Linked DNA regions of Homo sapiens: region 1 is linked to region 2. Evidence: chromatin loops called from intact Hi-C (ENCODE). Cell type or tissue: B cell. All regions are shown on one strand. Links, peaks and the distances in the headings refer to the core of each region. The heading gives the core; the rest is flanking DNA. Region 1 overlaps RUNX3 (RUNX family transcription factor 3). Region 2 has its middle 71 kb from the start of MIR6731.

Region 1 (2,901 bases), core at 237-2,736, 50 kb after region 2:
TAGGTCCCCTGGGCCAGGCCCAGGGCAGGCCCTTTCTGTGGGTGAATATAAATATATAAAACACACAGCGCACTCTTAGCTGCAAAACTAAAAATAGGAAGCGCGGGATCCGGCTCCCCAGGCTTCCCCAGCCACTGGACCACACAGGTGTGGCTGCGGATGTCGGGGCGATGTGGCCCCTCACCCCTCCCAGCTCTGGAGCCCTCATGGGGAGGAATGAGGGGCATTTTGGATTTCTGCCAGGAACAGTTCATTCTTTCACTCTGGCCTCCCTCCTGCCCCCGTCCCATTTGACAGCTCATTTCATTTACGACCCCAAAATGAACCGACCCACTGAGGTGTATTCTCTACTCACGTGGCCAGGCTGGGTTGTTTGGTGCAGCTGAGAGCTGCCCTCTGGGCCATGCTGGGGGGCTGCATTTATGCGGGGGTGCAGTCTGGAGCAGAGGAGAGGCCGGGGCTGAGGAGGGAGGCAGGGCTGGGTCTGCATCCAGCCCTGCCCTCCCCTACCCACGGCACTGGCCCCACCCCGCGCCATCTCCTCAAGCCCTCACCAGGCCCTAACGTGGGAATGTGTCATCTCTGGCCTGTAGCCTCACTGCCAGGACATCCATTGCTCAGTGTAAAAGCCAAAGCCATCCCCATGGCCACAGCCCAACAGTGGCAGGGCTGCTCCTAGGGGCCGGCAAGGCGGGTCCATCTGGGCCACTTCACCCCACAGGAGGCCACTTCTGGGAGCCCCCAGGCCACAGCCGGCTCTCTGGGTCCATCATTGGGCCCATCTGGGCCAACCTCAAGCTGTGGGGGCTGAAGAAACTGGAGGGACTCAAAGTCCAGCCCAGATCAACAGGACTCCTAGAGCCTCCAAAGCGGAATTCTGGAGTCCAGGGGCTCCCAGGCTGTGGAACTAAATGGCTTCCTCAATCTGAACTGGCTTCTACATGACCTAAGCTCTTGCTGGTGGCTCAGGGGACATGGGTGGGGCTGGGCCCAGGGTCCAGGAGGCCAGGGTTGTAAAACTATGAAAGTCAACCCTGCCTTCAAGCCAGGTACACCCTGTCCCAAAGCAGACGATTATGGGGTGTGGGGTCCTACTCCACACCTGGCACACGGCCGGTGCTCATTCAGCGTATGACCAAAAAGGGAGACTCAGAGAGGGACAGGGACCTCCCACTGCCACACGGCTCGGGAAGGGAAAACCTTCCCCACATCAAGACCTTTAGCTGGCCCTTTCGGGAATGAGTCACCTGAGGTTGGGAAGTTCTTCTTAATACCTTACCTGAATTCTTGCTGTAACCAAGGCAGCCTCTCCTCACCCTTGTCCAAAGGGGATGATGTCCACTCTCTCCACCTGCTGCCCAGGGATGCCGCCCCCTATTGCCACCTGCAGGCTGCTGTGGCTACTGCAGCACTTCCTCCCGCAGCCCTGGGACCTCAGGCAAGCTGAGACTTCTCGGGACCTTGAGTTTCCCCTTGGCAAGCTGGGTGTGCTGGTTCGTGCCTGCTAGGGTGCAGGTGATGGAGATTTGAGTCAGGAACTCTGGAGGGCACAGCTCCTCTCCGATCTGCTGTGGCACCAAAGTGTGCCTGGTGAGGAGTGCTACCATCCCCTACAAAGTGACCCCAAATAAATAGAAACAGTTTTGGCCATGTAGATGCCGTTTCAGGACCAACCCTGGCAGAGGCTGCCCAGAGCAGACCAACAGAGAAGTTCTGTAGCCACGGCTGAGGTCCTGTCCAGAGATGGACCTGCTGTCTTTTGGGTAAAAGGGGATGCCGGGCTAGGGAAATGGAAGCTTCTTGTTGGGAGCTGAGTTTCAGGCAGACCAACCAAACTGAGCAGGGCAAAGCTTTGGGAGTGGTTTTTGAAGTCGGTGGGCATCACTCAAAAATAAGGTCTGTTTTGTAAAAATTTCCCTTCACAAATCCCAACTGGCCAGGCTCTGGGCTGTGTGTTGGTACAAATCCCAAGTGGACCAGGCCTCCTTGCTGGCAAGGTGGGAGGGGGGCTGTCAAGCCAGGTCCCCACACCATCACACCCATGCTACCATTGTTGGGCTGTGGTCCCAGTTCAGCCATGGACAACCCCAGGGAGACATGGACCTTGATGACACTCCTTCTTTGCACCGCAGTTGTCTCATCTGCAAAATGGGGGCACTGAAGTTGCCGCTTACTCCCAATCCCCACTGCTGCTAGCTTGCCACAGATCTTGAAACACGAGCCTCAGAGGGGGGTTCTCACCAAGGCACTTGGACTCTCCCTCTGCCTCTGCCCCCTCCCGAAATGTGAATCTGAGGAACAGGCATAGGAATTCCTCCCAACACGGCTGGGAAGACTCACAGCCCGCTCATGATTGGTGGAAGGGTTGTGGCACTTTGAAGACCTATTTGATGCTCTCCTGGGGTCCCAGCCATACAGGAGCAGGCCTCACCGGCTGTCCTGTGGCCAGGGTGGTCTCTGCGGCCATTCCTGAAGAAGTTGGAAGCAAGGAGATGAAGGTGCTGGGTGTCTCTGTTCCTGTTCCTCCTGGGCAACAGCAGGAGGTCTCCATCCTCTCCCCCACCCCACCCCACCTCCATGCATAGCCCTAGAAACCGGGCACTGGACTCCTTCCACACATCTCAGAGTTATATTATTGTAACAAATCAGTCAAAATTCCATTTTACAGTTAAATAGTACAGAAGACAGTTTACTGTACAAGCAAGTTGTGCGTTAAAAACAAACACCAAGCAAACGATAGTGCAAAGCAGTTTCCACCCAGCTCCATCCTCTCGCCAGCTCTGGGATGGTTTTACATCAGATGAGTGCAGCAGGTGTCACACCTCAGCATGACAATATGTCACAAAAGATTGGTACCCACTACTGACAGGCTCACAGTAACACTATATCAAAACGTCTTCC
Region 2 (2,901 bases), core at 98-2,597:
GAATAACACAACCACTTGACCTAATGGATGCATATGGCATGCTATATCCAACAACTGCAGAATGTACATTCTTTTCAGGTATATGTGGAACTTTTAGTGAAACAGACCCTATGCCGAGCCATAAAACAAGCCTCAACAAATTTCAAAGGAATGAAATACAAAATACGTTTTCTGACCACAGTGGAATTAAACTAGAAGTCAATAGTTGAAAGATACCAAGAAAATCCCCAGAATAAGGAACTACTTACAGTAGCCTACAACCCATGATGAATTTTTTTTTTTTTTTGACAGAGTCTCACTCTACTGCCCAAGCTGGAGTGCAGTGGCATGATCTTGGCTCACTGCAGCCTCTGCCTCCCAGGTCCAAGTGATTTTCCTGCCTCAGCCTCCTTAGTTGCTGGGATTACAGGCGCCCTCCACCATGCCCGGCTAATTTTTGTATTTTTACAAATACAAAAATTGTAACCTGTTGGCCAGGTTGGTCTCGAACTCCTGACCTCAAGTGATCCACCTGCCTTGGCCTCCCACAGTGCTGGGATTACAGGCGTGAGCCACCACATCCTGCCTGAAAATCTAAAGTTTTAAATTTAACACACATATTTATTATACACCAGGAACTGTTCTAAACACTTTACGTATATTAACTTAGTCTCTTTAACAATCCTATGAGATAGAGACTATTATTCCCATTTTATGGGTGAGGAAACTGAGGCATGTGGAGGTTAAGAAACTTGCTCAAGAGCCTGGGAAACATAGCAGGACCCTGTCTCTACAAAAAAAAAAAAATTAAGGTTGTGAGAGCCTCTGGTCCTAGCTACATGGGTGGCTGGGGCAGGAGGATCGCTTGAGCCCAGGAGTTCGAGGTTGCAGTGAACTATGATTGTGCCATTGCACTCCAGCCTGGGCAACAGAGCAAGATCCTGTCTCTAAATAAGAAAAGAAACTTGCTCAAAATCCCACAGCTAGTAAATGACAGTCAAAGCTAGGCAATATAGCAATATGCAGATAGTGCTCAGCAATCTTTAAAAGTGTGTCTGTTTTCCTCCTTAAAAGAGTGGACTTGGCTCCCTGGCCCCTGACAACTAAGGTAGTTGGTTGCCAGGTAAGCAGAGGTCCAGCTGGAACATATAGATTCTTTAAAAAAATAAATAAATAAAAATAGAGACAGGATTCTAGCTCTGTTGCCCAGGCTGGTGTCAAGCCCCTGGCCTCAAGCAATCCTCCTGTCGTAGCCTCCGAAACTGTTGGGATTTCAGGCGTGAGCCACCGCGCCCGGCCAAGAGCACGTTTGGTTGGTTTGTCCTGAGGGGCAGGTCTCTCGCACCAAGCAGGAGGTAGAGGTCTCGGGCCCAGAGGGGCCCTGCATCCCCCACCTCCTGCTGCGAGAGGCATCAGCCGGCCTTGTCCCTAAAGCCCCTGCTCGCTTTCCTGTCACCACTCGGGTGCGGTTCCGAAGTGGCCAGCAGGGGCCGCGGTTCCCCTCCTTTCGGCGCCACTTCTGCAAGCAGGGCTGGGACAGCTGCAGGACCTCGTCAGTTTGGGGAGCTGCCAGACCCGATCAGCAGCGTTGTCGGCTTCCTTCCTCTTTATCAGATCTGTCAGGGCTGCTGCGCGCTGCGAAGGCGCCTCCGGCCTCCTTCCCTCCTTCCTGTGTCGAACGGACGCTCCCCGGCGCCGCTGCGAACCGACACCTCCGCGCCTCCCCCGGCGGGGCAGGGCAGGGACCCGCTCACACCCTAGGTGGGGTGGGGTGGGAAGTGCCAGCGGTCTGGGTGTGACGGAGCCAGCCAATGTCCACGCGAGGTCAGGTCGCACGTGGGCCTCGACGCTGGCACTTCTGCATGTCCCTGGTTCTCGGCCGGCCACCGGCAGCTAGAGGAAGCGCTTCGCCCGCGAACCACAGGGCTGGGCGGCGGTTGGGTCGCGGCAGGGCGAGGGCTCCGCTGCGGTTGGCCCCGAGCGGCGTCCTTCCCCCGGGGGCCCCCGATCACTGCCTGGGGACTCGAGAGCGTCCCCGCCGCCGCGCCAGGCGCCAGTTCCCTGCTTCTGAGAGCGCGCACGGGAGCCCGAGCGAGCCCTCCTGGACGCCCGGCACAGGCCGGAGCGCCGACCGCGGGAGGGGCCACCTGGGCACTAGGAAAAGGGGCCACGGTTCCAGGCGGGGCGGTCCCCGCTCTGCTGACTCGGACGGGCCTCACTTCCCCGCCAGAAGAAGCGGCACCCATCCACGGGGAGGGACGGCCTCGGGACATCCTTTGGGGAAGCCAGTGACACATTTCTGATCCAATTTCTTATAAGAAATAGATAAACCTCAGTTTCTTCCTGTGCTTCCTTTCTCTAATTTCCTCAGTCAGATAATAATTGTCATTAAACTCGATGTACCAGTTATTGTGCTAAAGTTTTTAAAATGTTTCAAGTCTCTTCATATTCTCAAGTCTATTAGAGGAGGGACTATTCTTGTCCCCATTGTTTTATATAAAGAAACTTAAACCTAGAGAGGTTAAATAATTTGCCCAAGATCACACCAGGAACTGATAGAGGTCATCTGGCTCCAGAGCTTAACATCGCACTGGGTTGGTTGCTGTCACCTCCCCTGTGCAGGGTTTAAGGAGACTCGAGGAGGCTGATTTTTTTTCCTCTTCTCCTCTTCTCTCTTCTCTTCTCCCCTCTTCCCCCCTCTTTTCCCCTCCCCCCTCCCTCCCTCCTTCCCTCCTTTCTCTCTCTCTTTCTCTTTTATTTTTTATTTTCTTTTCATAGGCTTTCACTCCCATTGCCCAGACTGGACTGCAGTGGTGCAATCTTGGCTCACTGTGACCTTCAGGGAAGCTGATTTCTTAGCCCAGCTGTGGAACTGTCCAGAGCTCCCCAGCTACCCAAGTGTATTCCTCCTCTCCGCCTCCT

The links. Hi-C counts contacts between places; a loop is a spot of excess contacts. Peaks named below come from ENCODE experiments on the same cell type or tissue, not always from the same donor. Only the 100,000 strongest peaks of a DNase experiment are listed, where the experiment ranks them.
Region 1: a loop joins it to region 2, with 10 times the contacts of the local background. A loop is called at or near these places in 43 of 110 quality-filtered maps.

What each region holds. Positions count from the first base shown.
Region 1 is chr1:24,896,904-24,899,804 of GRCh38, forward strand. RUNX3 (RUNX family transcription factor 3) reads right to left here. Exons shown (of 5, transcript NM_004350.3): 5 at 2,608-2,901. Among named protein-coding and RNA genes, the nearest start is that of MIR6731, 21 kb to the right of the region's middle. RefSeq lists an enhancer at 1,518-1,587. In B cell, for the core only: CTCF peaks have their summits at 1,373 (motif pointing left) and 1,572; DNase peaks (open chromatin) are centred at 1,398 and 2,208.
Region 2 is chr1:24,846,631-24,849,531 of GRCh38, forward strand. No RefSeq gene overlaps it. Among named protein-coding and RNA genes, the nearest start is that of MIR6731, 71 kb to the right of the region's middle. RefSeq lists an enhancer at 819-1,543 and silencers at 1,658-1,857, 1,948-2,167. In B cell, for the core only: CTCF peaks have their summits at 1,461 (motif pointing right) and 1,664; a DNase peak (open chromatin) is centred at 1,561; H3K4me3 peaks cover 1,381 bases; H3K27ac peaks cover 1,154 bases.